3 separate regions of the Homo sapiens genome follow, and regions 1 and 2 are each linked to region 3. Evidence: chromatin contacts called from ENCODE Hi-C or POLR2A ChIA-PET data. All regions are on one chromosome and are shown on one strand. Each heading gives the region's core, a stretch centred on a gene start or an enhancer-like site at or near the end of the contact. The rest is flanking DNA. Distances are from core to core; before and after follow the strand shown. Region 1 overlaps TLN2 (talin 2). Region 2 overlaps TLN2 (talin 2). Region 3 overlaps TLN2 (talin 2).

Region 1 (4,629 bases), core at 1,196-3,695, 40 kb before region 3:
GTGAGAAATGTGTGCTTTCCCGAGTCAGGAACTTCAGGGATGCAGTCAGCTCTGAATATCGAGACAGTGCTGGTCGTTTGTGCCAGGCCGAGATGTACAGCTCCTTGACAACTCCAGCATTGTTGAGCAAGATGCTGGAATCGCTGCCTGGTCTGTGCATTGGCTCACAGCTCGCTCACTCTCCTCCCACCCTGCTCCCCGCTTAATGCCTCTAGTTGTGAGAAAAGCACAGCTCTTGGCTGACCCACTTGGGGATGGATTTCTTTCCCTGTGGCATGCATCTTGATCTGAGCATCTGTTTGGAGAAGGGTAGACACTGGTCAGTGTCTCAACGAGTTAGGCATCTGCGGGCTAACTGGGTTTAATGTGATCTATACGGATAACCTGCCTGCATGTCAGGATGCTGCTCCTAGCTCTCTGAATGCCTCCTTCAAGAAATGGACAGGCCCTAATAGCTCCGGCTCCTTTTGACCTTCCAGACAAAAGAAGACCAGATCCAAGTGATAGGGAACCTCAAGAATATCTCGATGGCATCCAGCAAGCTGCTGTTAGCTGCCAAGTCTCTCTCTGTAGATCCAGGAGCTCCCAATGCGAAAAATCTCCTGGCTGCAGCTGCAAGGTAGGAGTGGGACACAATGTGCTTTCGTGTGTGGTTAGACAGTGTCATTGCAGTCTGAAGATGTGCCTGACATCCTCCCACTTTTGCTGAGCAAAAGAATTGGTGCTGTCCTTAGGTCATGGGAGGTGGAGCTGAGAGTGATGGACACTCTGATATTTTATAAAACTGGCTCATTTCCATGTTCTTTCCCCACTAAAAATATCTTCTGTCTTCTCATACAGCCTTTTCAGTAGAGACTTGTTTAGACGTAAGGTCCATTTTGACTTGTAAATGCAATGAATTAAACAGATTTTTTTTAAGTAGCATTATATCTTTCTGATTATAAAATAGTATATATGCTTCTTGAAACATCAGAAAATACTGAAAAGCGTAAAGATGAAAAGCAGTGCTCATCAAGTCATTCAGCAGACTTTTATTGAGCACTTAACCCTGTGCCTGGCATCAGTGTTAGATTGAATGTAACATGTTGTATCTGTCACATGGGGAAGGCTCCACTTTAAGATGAGTAGGGAGGCAGTGGGAATAAATTGTTTTTGGAAATATATTAAAACATGAGTGTGAATTTTGGATGATTTGGGTGTCCTTCTTTCCTGTTGGTTTCACCCAGGGAAGTGGATAAAACAGTATAGTTTCTGCTCCAGGGCCACAAGTTAGTTCAGTAACTAGTGGTTGAATGTGGTATGTGGAGCACTGCAGTGACAGCCCAGGGGGTTCTCGTATCAGCAGCCCCTCTTTCATTTTCCTGAACCCAGAGAGTAGGGTGGTCATGATTCTGTGGTGGTGCAGGCATGTTTTTTTAGCATTATTTACCATCATATTACGTATAAGAAAGCTGACAGTGGAGAGAGATTAAAAGCAGGACTATTAGGGGATAGAGAGTAATTGGAGGCCTTTTTATAATGTGCAGATTCGTGATTTTTGAAAAGCATAGCTTTGATTCTGCTTTCCTTTTTTTAACTTGGTTTTTTAAAATTTGCGCGTGTGTGTGTGTGTGTGTGTCTTTATGTCTCCCCTGGGAGATCATTGGCTGTTTTTTAAATTGTCGGCATCAAGAGACCTGAATTATATTCCAAGCTTTAATACTTGACTAACTCAGTCGCATTGGTCAGGTTGCTCAGCCTGTCTAAACTTTCCCATCTGCAAAGTGGGGGTATGAACTACATCATCCTTAAAGCTCTCCTTAGCTCTCAGCACATAAGATCTCATGGTACTCATGGTCCAAACATGTCCTTCCTCCCTCTTGGCTTGTAGTGGGGTGTGTGTGTGTGTGTGTGTGTGTGTGTGTGTGTGTGTGTGTGTGTGTGTGAAGGGTTAGACACTGTCAGAGCAGTTTGCTTGCAAACCCTTGAGTTTCTTCATTTATTCCTGGAAGGTACATTTTAACTGCAAACAATAGCTAGAGCCACTAGGGGACTGGAAAATTATCTTCCCATCTCATGCTTTGTTCGTGACTGTTCTAGTAAATAAGTGACCTCCCTTGATGGTGGGAGAGATGGGAGGTGGGGTTGGGGGTGATGTCTGTTCTGTTGAGCAGCTGTTTCTGATAGAAAACCCCCTCTTGATCGTTGCTTTTTTTCCTACAAAGGAGCCTTTGGATAAGGCAACTGACATTTCCAGGTATCAGAACTCAGATGTTTTTCATTATCTTCAATTTTTTGCATCATTTCAAAATTACAGTTTCCAGCTTGGAATGGCTTCACTCTCCTAAATTGTGGGAAGGAGGGGGAATGTATAAATTGCCCTTTTGAAAGCCAGATATAGAAGGAAACAGAGCCGGAAAGAATATTGCTGGTGTATGGCTCTGTGAATAGGTGCAGGCCCCCTGGTGGTGGCTTCGAAGAAAGGACATGGGGAAAAGGGGAAAAAAAAAAGCTTTCGTTGCCTTTCTGTCCTGGCTTTTAGCAGTTGACGGAGAATTCCCAGCCTGGTGATTTCATAGCCAGGTAAGCACTTAAAAATCATCACATGAAAATGATTGTCTTGGGATGGAACTGTTGCGAGAAAACGCTGGCACATTCTCCTTGGTTTTTTGGCACATTTTGGCAAGCTTCTGCTCCCTGGGGCTGTTTCTCAGCAGAGACTCCAGCCAGGTCAAGAGGGTCAGGCAGGCTCCTCTTGGGACACAAAGCTCTGCCAGGCTGGGGTTCATTCATTCATTGTCTTATTCATTCATGTCTTCATTACATAGATTTTCATCACAGGCCTGATGTGGGTGACGCCCAGTGCTGAGTGCACACTGTGAATAAGACAGGGCCTGTCTTATTATGTGTGTCTTTATATCTTGTGTATTTATAACCCTCATTATGTGGCCCTGGTGGAGTTAGGCAGGACTCACCACATGCTCCGCTCATTTCATCTGGGCCTAGAACAGTCCTGCATAAAAGTGCACAGGAAGCTGGGCAGAAGGGATCTGATCATCATAGTCTCAGTCCTCAGTCCTCTGTCCTCCTTGTTCTTGAGACTGTCAGGTCCTGCCTGTCCTTCCTGTGTGTATCCTCAAAGTCCCCAGAAATGCCACTGCGGGGACCCAGGCCTGGACCAACTCAGCCCTGTCCCACTCCTGTGTTAACAGTCTCAAACCCCTTATTATTTGTGGTCTCTGTGGTCCTTCTTGCTCTGGGAAGAAAAGGTTTGCTTCTGGAGAAAAAAGTAGAGGATGTCTTTTTCCTCTGTTCTTAATTCTGCTTCCGAGCCTGGGTACGTTTTTGGGACCCTACCTATCCCCTTGGTTTTGGATGCCTAGGGGAGAGGAAGTCATTTGCTATTTAGTGCCTGGTTTGTTCATTTTCTTCCCGTGTAACTGTTTGGGTTCTGGCTCTTTTCTGACAAGTTGGGTGGAGCTGGAGACCCTTTGTCACCCATTCATCAGCCTTTTTCCCCCAACCAGGGGCTGGTCAGGTGCCCCCTAAACTTAGTCAAGGAAATAGAAAGCTAGCTTGCAGTTGCCAAAACGAAGGGGGTATCCTACCTCTGAACACCTTCCCTGAATCACTGCTCACCACCACAGTCATCCTGGCCAGAAGGACTCCAGAACTGAGAAGGCTTTAAGCCCACAGCGGCCAGCATCACACCCCCGGGCCAGGTTTCAGCTGCTTTCCAGTCCACAGAGGATGCTCCCTAGGAACTCAAGGTAGCACCTGCCCCCCTGGCTCCCCTTTGGTCTGAGGTTCTTGCTGGACGGGGCTCCTCCTGTCCCCAAAGACTGTGAAGATGGATGGTCTAGCAAGCAGCACAAACGAGAAGAGTGCATTTGCTCCGTAAACAGAAAGGTGTACAAGAGACCTTTGCTCTCTGTGGGTCTTACCTAGAATGTTTCCTTCCCTCCATCCAAATCAGGATGTCACTCAGCCCTGACTTTTCCAATTGCTTCAGTCTACATCGAGCCCTCCCTTTCAGGCAGACTCTGTGCCCGGCAGCTGAGGCTTTCATTTTCTTCCGGCTCCCTGCGAGTCCCTACATACCTCTGGTCCCTTGCTCAGCGATCCATCATGCCCTGCCGGGTGTCCCGCCCTGGTACTGCTTTCTTTCATCCAACTTCTTTGTACCTTGTCTTCTCATTGTCTTGCCTTTTCCATTAGATTGCAAACACCTTGCCATCCTAGAGAGCCATAAAAGATTATTTTTGTTATTTTTAATTTTTTTTTTTTTTTTTTTTTTAAAGAGAGGCAGTCTTGCTGTGTTGCTCAGCCTGGTCTGGAACTCCTGGCCACAACCTCTGGAGTAGCTGGGATTATAGGCACAAACCACCATGCCCAGCTAGATGATTATTATTATGTTTTTATTTATTTTTATTTTGAGATGGAATTTCGCTCCGTCGCCCAGGCTGGAGTGCAGAGGCGCGATCTCGGCTCACTGCAGCCTCCACCTCCCGGGTTCAAGTGATTCTCCTGGCTCAGCCTCCCGAGTAGCTGGGATTACAGGCGCATGCCACCATGCCCAGCTAATTTTTGTATTTTTAGTAGAGACGGGGTTTCACCATGTTGGCCAGGCTGGTCTCAAAACTCCTGACC
Region 2 (4,875 bases), core at 1,649-4,148, 53 kb after region 3:
TCCAGAGGACAGAACAAGCTCCACCTTGATGTCGTGTTGCCCTGGTTTCTTTTTCACCACTGGGCAATGTGTGCTTGGTCTATAACTCTCTCAGTGCTCAGCCACAGAAATGCCAGTGCTGTTTGGCTTTGATTTTTACCCAGGAAAAAGACAACTTTTCAGAACTGGTAGCCATCTTTCCTTTTTTTTTTTTTAAAGTCCATTTTTGAGGCTTAGGCTCTAGAAGAGAGTAAGTGCTATGATCTACTGTTTTGATTTTATTATTTTGGTTTCAGTTATTGATGTTGCTAAAACCATTTGAGTGTATTTTGTTCACAGTGAGTGTATATCTTTAAAGATTTTGTTCCAGAAAATGAGTCTGTCTGCAAATTTCCGTGGGATGTCAAGCTAACGGCTTTTTCCTTTTGGAGTTAGGGGGAAGGGGCTGCAGGTGGAGAGGCATCCTGACCTTTCTATCCTGGTATTGCTGTTGTACAACAGTGTCAGTGTATTAATACTTAACATTAGGTAAAAGGGTAAATTTTGTGTTATATATATTGTACCACACATACAAAGAAAACTATTGCTGTGCCTGGCCATTGTCTCTTAATGCCTGAAAGGTACCAGCCACATCTTCCACACTGTGACCCGAGGGTGGCTTAACCAAACTGACTTAAGAGTCCTGAAAGTTTGCACAGGGGACCTGTCATCTGCTTCTTGTTAAGGAACCATCCCATTTCAGGTGTGGTTTGTCAACAAAAAACAATAGGCAGGTGAAGAGCCAGGTGACCCGGCAGTAAGTAGTTTGGAAGAAAGAGCCCTTTGTGGATATGAATTGAATGTGATGCTGTTTTCTTTTGGTTATAGCAAGCGGATGAGACCCTGGACTTTGAGGAACAGATCTTGGAAGCTGCTAAATCCATTGCTGCTGCCACAAGCGCCCTGGTCAAATCGGCCTCAGCAGCCCAGAGGGAGCTGGTGGCCCAAGGAAAGGTGGGTAAAGCCGCTGACCACATGCGGGACACTCAACGTACGAGAGCCTCAGGGGGCCCAGGAAAAGAGCTACAAGCTTTTGTCCTGACCAAGGAAACACATGCAGTGCCTTCCCTCCCTGAATTGCCACTCTCTGTGCTGACCGACTGAAAACTACAGCCTTCAGACCAACAGAATAAGAGGTTTGGCTTCTGGGCCTCTCATCTGCTTCTTGTTAAGGAAAGCATCCCATTCCAGGCAGTGACTGGGGCCTGAACGAGATATTTATATTCCCACTGTACATTAGGCTACGTAAAGATGTAAACTGTCATATTTTCCTGGTGGGCCGCTCTAGAAGCACCGCATTCGGCGGCTTTTATGATACCACTTTCCAGCTCCAAAGGGTTCCGTTTGTTTTTAGGACTGTCGAGCTGAATACTGGCCAGCTTCGCAGTTAGCACTTTCCTAAGTCTGCTGGTGAATGGGCCAGTCAGATTTTAAATCTGAAATTTCTTCAGCTTTATCTCTAGTCACCCATTCCATCTACTTTGGCATAAAAGTATAGTGTTTTTTGTTTTTTTTGAGGATTCAAAGGATTATTAGTACATTAGTAATTCTGGATATGGAACAGTCTTCCGATTTAACATGTTCCATATGTCTTGTTATTTACATACACATGGAAGCATGCTATCCACGACTGGCTTTCAGAGAGCCTCTCAAATGGAGAGGCGCCACAGAAACCTGACCGTTCGTGGGTTTGGGAAATGTGGTCACCATCATTGTCATTCATTTCTGTTTGATATTAAAAGGACTTTGCTGTCAGTGTACAGATAGGTAGAGGTGAGTTGTGTCTTGACCCAAGAACTCGCAGTACAGACAGGGAGGTTGTGCCTCACCATAGGCTGTACATCTTCTTCCAGGAAGTCTTTTGTGAGCTTAGCCATGGCTTAAGTCCAGTCCACATACCTTGAATTCTCTTTCTAAACCATTGTGTTGTAGGTTATTCAGTATTGGTCCATGTCCGTCTCCCCACCTGGCACACAAGCTGTTCTCTCCATCCTTCCCGTTGATCCCCTGTAGAGCCAGCGGAATGCCAACCTTGTCCGTCCTGTACTCAGCAAGTTCTTGTTGGCTGGTCAACATGTAAAGATGACAGATGTGTCATTGAACGGAATATCCTATGTTTAAAAAAAAAATCCTGGTTATTTCAACATTGATAAAGGGCTATGTGTCCAACACATTGCTTAGATACTAGAGAATCCAACTTGGACATGGCAGAGTCCCTATCTGTCCTCCAACGAACTTACGTGTTCAAGCATTTAAAAAATTGGTGAAGGAGGTTCAGCCAGACTTGGGTGAACTATAGTATTATAGGCAGGACCTTGGAGTTTTACCTGACATTCAGCAATCCCTGATGTGGCCCTTTTATTGCTGACACACCCCCAATTTCATATTCAAATTGAGATACTCTTACCTCACCAGGCACGTCCCACAAGCTTCAAGGTATTTCCTCCTGTGGCTTCTCCCTCTGGATGTGGACAGAAAATGTTCTACTTGTTGCCATGATTTCTAAATAGAAACAGAGATCCATATTTCTCTCCCACCCCTGACAAATGGTATTTCCTTAAGACAAGGGTCTGCACTCAATTGTACCAGAGGGAGTTCCACCACACTTTTTTAACATCATCTGCCAGAAACGCAGTGTGGTTTTCAGGGTCAGTAATCGGGAGAGATTTAAATTTCTCTTAGCCCTTGAAAAGAGGAGGCCTAGTGGCTCCCACATATGAAATGGAGAAAGCTCAGCAGAGGAGTAAGTGTAGAAAGACAGCCCCAGGTCATCATTCCTGAGCCGTTTCCCAGAATTGCAGTACCTGGAAGCTAAGTGGAGCCATTCTTAGCATTTCCTGTCGCCTCTTGGTGGCGAAACCTGCCAGGATGTGCTGTGCAATCTTTCTTGGCATGGCCTGAGTCCCACGTGAGAAAGGTTGCTCCATTCTCAGGCCTGTGCTGTTGGCAGGAGGCACCAAGCGGGGTACAAGTCTGGTTCCCGAGCAAGGTCTGGGGATGAGGGGCTGCGACCACTGGGGCTGCCTGCCCTCATGGCCAATTTCTCGACTCTACTCTCTAGGTGGGCTCCATCCCTGCCAATGCTGCAGACGACGGACAGTGGTCACAGGGGCTGATTTCTGCTGTGAGTTGCCTTCTCCTTCCTCCCAGTTTGCTTTTGGGGTCCCCTGAGGGAGGTTTGGGCCTTGGGTCACTTCTCCGTTGACTGTCCCCAGGCCCGGATGGTGGCGGCTGCGACCAGCAGTCTCTGTGAGGCGGCCAATGCCTCCGTTCAGGGACACGCCAGCGAGGAGAAGCTCATCTCATCTGCCAAGCAGGTCGCCGCTTCCACGGCTCAGCTGCTGGTGGCCTGCAAGGTGAAGGCCGACCAGGATTCAGAGGCCATGAGGCGGCTACAGGTAATGGTCACTGATGCTGGTGGGAAAATACTCCTGTTGGAGCGGGTAAGTGTCACCAGAGGGGACAAGCCTCACTTCCTTGGCATGACCCACCAGGCCTTCCATCAGCCAGCCCTGTCCACGTTCCAGCCTCATCTACTGCGTGCGTCCATGCATCCTCCACTGCTGCCCCACCACGCTGCCATTCTCCTCGTGTGCCTTCTGGTCTCATGCCCTGGGGCCCTGCTCCTCGCCAGCCCAACCCAGCAGACCCCTACTTGTCCTTTGTGACTCATCTGGGAAGCCCTCCCTGACTCCCAGGGTTTGGGCAGTTTATCCCTCCTCTGTGCTTTGAGAGCCCCTAGCCAGACCACTCAGGTTCCCATCACATGGTGCTACTGTAGGTCTGTCTGTGAGCAGGTTGTGAGCCTCTTAGATGCAGGCACCACATCTTCATCTGTGCCTCTCTCATACGTTACTAACTCGGTGCCTGCTTCAGAGGAGGCCTTCAGCCAGTGTCTGCTACAGAAGGGAGTAAAATGACTGAAATTCTATGAGACTGTTGCTGTTTCCCAGAGCCCAGAGAACATGTTAGGAAGGTAACAATCAAGTCCTTCTCAGAGCAGATACATTTTCCTGATTGCTTTAATTATAAAAATATTTTAAATACAATAAAAGAAATGCTTAAATGAAAAAAATCACACAGCCCCAACATCTTCATATAGCAAACGTTATCATTGCTTTCTGTTCGTTTTTATCTACATATAAAATAATTTTGTCCAGTTGTAATCATGGCGAGATACATTCTGCTTTCTTTTCACTTAACATTTTATCATATGTAATTTTTCCTTGAAGATAAGGCTTCATTAACTTCTCTATGCAAAGCTAGCTGGCCCATTCTTCATGAGTTCCATTTTTAATGATTGCATGATATTACATCAACTGATTATGCCAGAATTTCCCTATACTTTGGACATTTTGTTTCCAATTTTCGAGATTTTTTTATTGTAAGTGTTAAAATGTAGATTGTCTGTATTGCTAAAAGTATGTTTACATCAGTCATGTAGCAAATCATAAATGGCAGAAATCTCAGAATTCTTGTTGTATTGTGAAAGGCCTAAAGTGCATTTCCATTTTTTGGCCCTCTTGAGTCCCTCTCTGACCCACACCTCCCTCACCTTTATTTGATACCTGGGATAAACCCAGGGAAAAATTGAGGAGCTGCATGTTCGTTTGTGAATATGTGATTTCTGGGTCTGGGGGACACTTCTGAGGAAAACATCCTGAGTTAAGAGAGACCTGGTTCAAGTCCTGCTTCTGCCATTTATTAGGTGCATAATCTTATATAAATCACTCAAAACTTTTCAGGGGTTTCATCTGTAAAATGGGGATAGAGCCATCCACACTGACTCTTATGAGGGTCAAATAGGAGAATGCATATGACAGTGCTTTGTTAGGTCCTAAGGATTTACACAGATAG
Region 3 (4,882 bases), core at 870-3,369:
TGGAATACCATTCAGCAACCAGTGGTGATGGTGAGGATGGTGGTGGTGAAGATGGGTTGCCTGTTTCTTCATCATTGGCATTATCATCTTTATCATCAGCATCTTCATTATGGTCATTCTCTCCTCTTCCTGTATATAGTTCTTGACCAGGTGTAGTGTTGATTTTTACTGTAACCATGTGATGCCTGGAAGTTACCACTGAAGGACTAGAGATCAGAGTTTAAGTAAGCAGCCCGAGGTTCATTCACAAGCCTTGGAAACACATTTTGAATACAAATCTCCTACACCAATATGTCCCCAAGCCTTCAAGGGACATAGTCCCATTGTCTCAGTTCTTCCACCCCACAGTGATCTTGCCCTTCTCTCAGTTCCTATTGCATTTATAGTCAGGTGAGCAACAATTTATTCCTAGTGCTTCTAATTCCTTCTATTCCCCGATTGTGCTCATAAAGAACGGTTCCGTGGATAGCCATGGACTCGACCATTCCTCAGGAAGTGCTTCCTGATGGAGAGTCTGCCTCCTTTCCCACCTCATCTTCTGGCACTTTGCGCTTCCCTAGAAGTGTCAGGCTGGCTCCCGCCTCCATGTACGTGAATTCTGTTCCCTTTTCTTGGGATGCCTTTCCCACCTTTTACATGTGGCAGACTCTTCGCCTGGTAAGACTTGGCGGAAACATCACTCCTCTGGAAGGCCTCCCACTCCTCTCAGGCAAGGCTGGGAGCCTCTCCTTGCCATGTACCCTGAATGCCTTATGTGCCCTTCTGTTGAAGTCCTTATTGCACAAGTTGGGTAATTGAGTTGACACTGGGCGAAAGAATCTCTGAGGCCCTCTCTGTTTTTCAAAGTTCCTAATTCTCGTAAATACAGTCTACACTTCAGCAGGCTTCTTATGACCTTTGGATTCTTTTCCTCTCCTCTGTAGCTGGATGAAGGCACTCCTCCAGAACCAAAGGGAACATTTGTCGACTATCAGACGACTGTGGTTAAATACTCCAAAGCCATTGCGGTGACAGCTCAGGAAATGGTAAGAGGGAAGAGAGCTGCCCTCCCCACTGTTGTTTGCCTTTTTATCCACTGCCGCCGCTGAGCCTGCAAATCCCAGATCTGTGTCAGAGAGAGAGCCCAGACCACTCTCTAGTCCCTCAGGGGCTCCAGCTTCTGTCCTTTATCTGTGGTCTTTCTGGCTGCCTGTGTCCAGTAGCCCCAGTCTGCTGCAGTTCTTTTCTCATGAAAAAGCTGCAAGAGGGAATTAAAGATGGCTGAGACTTGGGCATGAGGACAGAGGAGCAAAGGAAGGAGAGAAAATGAAAAGACGGGGAAAGCAAGGAATTTGTAGTTAAGGAGAAAGGGGGAGAATCTTATTCACCTCACGAAGGACTTGAGGTGTTTTTAGTAGATTAAAATAACAGTACAAGAGAAGATATTTGGGGATAAAATAGAGATGAGATTATCTGATGAAATCAAGTTATAATACTTGGAAAATAAGGTATTGCCAGTCTTTCAGGCAAAATGAAACAGTATGGTTATGTAATAAGAAAAAAAAAATTCCGACAGTAGAAGGCATACAACTTTTGGAGGTAATGTTTTGGTTTGGTTTGGTTTTTGTTGTTTTGTTTGTTTGTTTGTTTTTCTAAAATGTAATGCAACTAGAACTGTATTATATAGATTCTTAGATATAAATGGCATTGAGAGATAGTGAATGCTATCTGATATGTTAAGCAGTTATACGAAAGATGACAAATGTTGTCTTCAAAGAATTGATAGGAGTCCATAGAAAAAGTTTCTCCCAACTTTTAAAGGCTCAGATGCCATAAGATAAAAGTTTGAAAGATGCCTCTTTGATACTTGCCACATAAGCCTGGGTTGAGAAATCAATGGGCCTTCCTCGCTGAAGTGACCAGAATGAGCCACCACATGGTTGCTGTGCCCAGGTCCCCTCTGAGTGGTTTTGTCATGTAATCATGTGTCCACTAGGGGTTGAGCTTGGACCACAAAGTCATCCCTGGCTGCTGCCATTCATTCATGGAAACTCTGTGATTGTGCCAGGCTTGTTTAAAAGAATTCGGGCTGGGGAATGGTACACCCATCTCAGTGTTTTGTGAAAAGCTGGAGCTGAGCCCAGTCTTGTCCTTCTCAGGGGAGCATGGAGGACGGATCCTAGTCCGAGCCAGCAGACTTTCAGCACAGATTCCTGTTGAGCAGGAAGCACAGTGCAGCAGCAGTCATGTTTGAGCAGCCTCATGGTGTTTCTGGAATGTCTCCAGAGCCAGGTCCTGAGCTGCCTTGGCTTGACCCTGGGTGTCCATGAGCTTAAGGAGCTGAGCCTCAGGCTGCATGGCCACTCCTGAGATAACTGGCCTGGCTCTTTGTGTGAAAGAGGCCCTTCTCACCCCGTCAGGATGCCCAGACTCCCAGTGCACCTGTTGGCAGGTCGCAGTGGAGCAGCACGTGGCAACACTCACTCTCGTGCAGCTCAGTGTGCGTTCCTTGGCGGCCACATCTCAGCCTGAAGCCTGGGACGTGTCCTTGTACACATGCCTTAGAAAGGGTGGACATTCCTGTCCTGCCTTGATGGATGGAGAGTCATTCAAAAGACATTTTAAAAGGCTGTTTAAAATCAAGGTCTTAAAAGGCCACAAAGAAAGAGACAGTATTGTTATCCAGAGCAAGAGGAGGTGGAGCAGGAGGGGAGCCCCTTGATGAGGGACAGTGACACCCGTCTGGGTGGCAGATTAAAACTGCTTTTGTGAGAATTTAGAGGTATTTTTGTCCAGAGGAAGAGGAAACACTAGAAACTAGCATGCCAGCTGCCTTAGATAATTGAGATGCATCAGTCAATGAAACAGAGAAAAATCCTGAGTATCTTCATAATAAAGGCAGAACTTGACCATGTGGGCTACACACTACTCTTAACTAAATTTGTGGCTAAAACCTTGTCATTCTTTGGCACAAATTTACTGCAAAGCTGTATCCTCTATGAGTGTTTTCCTCTAAAACACTGACTTATCCAGCACTTGTCATTCATGGTTTTCTTAACAGCCCTGTCCTCATGCCCTCTCTCACCTGGGTGGGACCTGCTTCAGGGCACCCAGAGACCAGATCAGCCCCCGACAGAAGCCTTGGCCCAGGGGTGAAAATCGCATAGGGCTTGTGCCTCCTGGGGGTTTCTAGGGGGAATTCCTCTGGTGACCCCCCAGGGCTGCGCTGGCGAGGGGCTGGCACACTCACCTGCCAGAGGGTGGGCCCTGGGCACTGGCTCCAAGCTGCACAGCCCGAACGCTGAGCATGTGCCCACTGGGCCCGGCCAGAATCTGTGGCCTGAGCGGGGCCCTGCGAGGGCTCTGGCCTTTTGTGTGCAATGCAGCATGGGCTTGGCTTGAATTGCCCTCTCCAGCATCTAGCCCCAAATGCAAGGCCTGGCCTTCACCCCCTCAGGAGCTTAAAAGTGAATGAAACCCTTTGGCTTCCAGTGATATTAACACATGGTTCTCATGCGTTTCTCTCTGTGTGTGTGTGTGTGTGTGTGTGTGTCTTGCTTGTTTTCTTTTTCCAGATGACTAAGTCGGTTACTAACCCGGAGGAGTTGGGAGGACTGGCTTCACAAATGACCAGTGACTATGGGCACCTGGCTTTCCAGGGCCAGATGGCAGCAGCCACGGCGGAACCAGAGGAGGTCTGCCACCTTAAGACCCCTATTTTAAGATGCACACACACACTGGTGCCCACTCCTGGGTATTTCTTCATAGCTTAGCTCCACTCTGGAAGACCCCAGCCCAGTAACCAGAGCCCAGTTTATTTCCCCACCACTGCACAGCACAGGTCCAGACCAGGTAGCCCCAGGCTGTACTCAAGTCTCACTGCCCCTTATGGGGCAGACTGGCCAAGAACTGGGGCATGGGCTTTCAGACAGAAGGACTTTGTATACAGTGTTCTATCAGGTCCCCTGTCCCTAGCCCTGTCACCTGTCTCTTTTAGCATGCCCAAGCTTGGGACTGCCATCTTATCACTTCCTACTCCAGTTAGCACATCCCCCGCAATTATTTTTGTTTTCCATAGGTTCACAGAAGTGTTGAAAGATTCAAGTATGAAAATTAGCTATCCCTCTCCCTCGAAAGAGCTACTTTCATGAAACAAAGTCTTGCCTGAATATTCTGGGTGGCTAAGAATTAGCCCAGACATACCTCCTGTGGACTCCTTTTATTACTTCCCTGCCTTTCCTAGACCAGCTTTCCTTAGTGGCCAGTGTAGACTTGGCTTTAGAATGCCTGTACCCGTAAGAGTCTAACGGTAGCCAAAGTTGGGCCCCAAAGGCCACTTTCTAAGAGCTGCCATCTCTCATACTTCTAATGGGGTGGTCCATTGGGAAGGACACAGGTCATGTGTGGCTCCAAGGAGCTTTGTAGCATCTATATCAGTGTGAACACATAGAAGGAGTCCAGGGCTTGGGGGAACCACATGGCTTCTTAGAGAAAGGAAGCCCAATTTAAAATGAAGATTAATGGAGTGGATTACAGGGACACTTAAAAGATAAAAGTAATTATATTCTGTGAAATTCAGCAAGCTGTTTATTGAGCGCAAACCATGTTCGAGACGTTCCTAAATGAACTGAGTTGTCAAGGCAGAAGGTTGTAATTGGTCTTCTCTTCTCCTTATAGTGACAGTCACTGTCCCCAAGTTACTCAGTGCTGCTATTTCTCCTGGGAGTCAGATCTAAGTATGTTTTTACAGAGACTCCGAGAGATATTCCAGAAATGAAGTCCCAAAACAAATCACTTTCTAATGTGTGTGGTAACAATGCATGTAAATAGGAGTACCATATATGTATGTACTTGCATACATAAATATCTAGCATGGGATTACTTAAGTCTCTAACAGTGCCTG

What was found. Hi-C counts contacts between places; a loop is a spot of excess contacts on that map. ChIA-PET counts read pairs that join two places held with the same protein, here RNA polymerase II (POLR2A). Pooled maps may share reads with other maps.
Region 1: a pooled map shows a loop between it and region 3 (3-fold over the local background). The contact joins two enhancer-like sites. A Hi-C loop is called at or near these places in 2 of 50 pooled maps. POLR2A ChIA-PET finds 5 or more read pairs at or near these places in 5 of 52 experiments (AG04449, BJ, MCF 10A and 2 more).
Region 2: a map of GM12878 shows a loop between it and region 3 (3-fold over the local background). The contact joins two enhancer-like sites. A Hi-C loop is called at or near these places in 39 of 168 maps with a recorded cell type or tissue (CD14-positive monocyte, Caco-2, Calu3 and 22 more) and 29 of 50 pooled maps. POLR2A ChIA-PET finds 5 or more read pairs at or near these places in 1 of 52 experiments (H1).

What each region holds. Positions count from the first base shown.
Region 1 is chr15:62,740,151-62,744,779 of GRCh38, forward strand. TLN2 (talin 2) reads left to right here. Exons shown (of 59, transcript NM_015059.3): 32 at 480-619. Among named protein-coding and RNA genes, the nearest start is that of MIR190A, 81 kb to the right of the region's middle. RefSeq lists a silencer at 3,409-3,564. Within about 2 kb of position 2,446, at least 12 of the 41 ENCODE cell types and tissues checked have a DNase peak (open chromatin) inside an H3K27ac peak, as active enhancers do.
Region 2 is chr15:62,832,658-62,837,532 of GRCh38, forward strand. It overlaps TLN2 (talin 2), which reads left to right. Exons shown (of 59, transcript NM_015059.3): 55 at 847-972; 56 at 3,080-3,142; 57 at 3,234-3,416. It overlaps LOC105370854 (a long non-coding RNA gene), which reads right to left. Exons shown (of 7, transcript XR_007064671.1): 5 at 2,605-4,875; 6 at 2,426-2,520; 7 at 1-2,129. Among named protein-coding and RNA genes, the nearest start is that of MIR190A, 11 kb to the left of the region's middle. RefSeq lists an enhancer at 2,000-3,199. Within about 2 kb of position 2,899, at least 7 of the 41 ENCODE cell types and tissues checked have a DNase peak (open chromatin) inside an H3K27ac peak, as active enhancers do; they include heart right ventricle and right lobe of liver, where a contact is called at or near this core.
Region 3 is chr15:62,780,217-62,785,098 of GRCh38, forward strand. It overlaps TLN2 (talin 2), which reads left to right. Exons shown (of 59, transcript NM_015059.3): 44 at 924-1,025; 45 at 3,555-3,674. Among named protein-coding and RNA genes, the nearest start is that of MIR190A, 41 kb to the right of the region's middle. RefSeq lists an enhancer at 1,890-2,818. Within about 2 kb of position 2,120, at least 11 of the 41 ENCODE cell types and tissues checked have a DNase peak (open chromatin) inside an H3K27ac peak, as active enhancers do; they include heart right ventricle and right lobe of liver, where a contact is called at or near this core.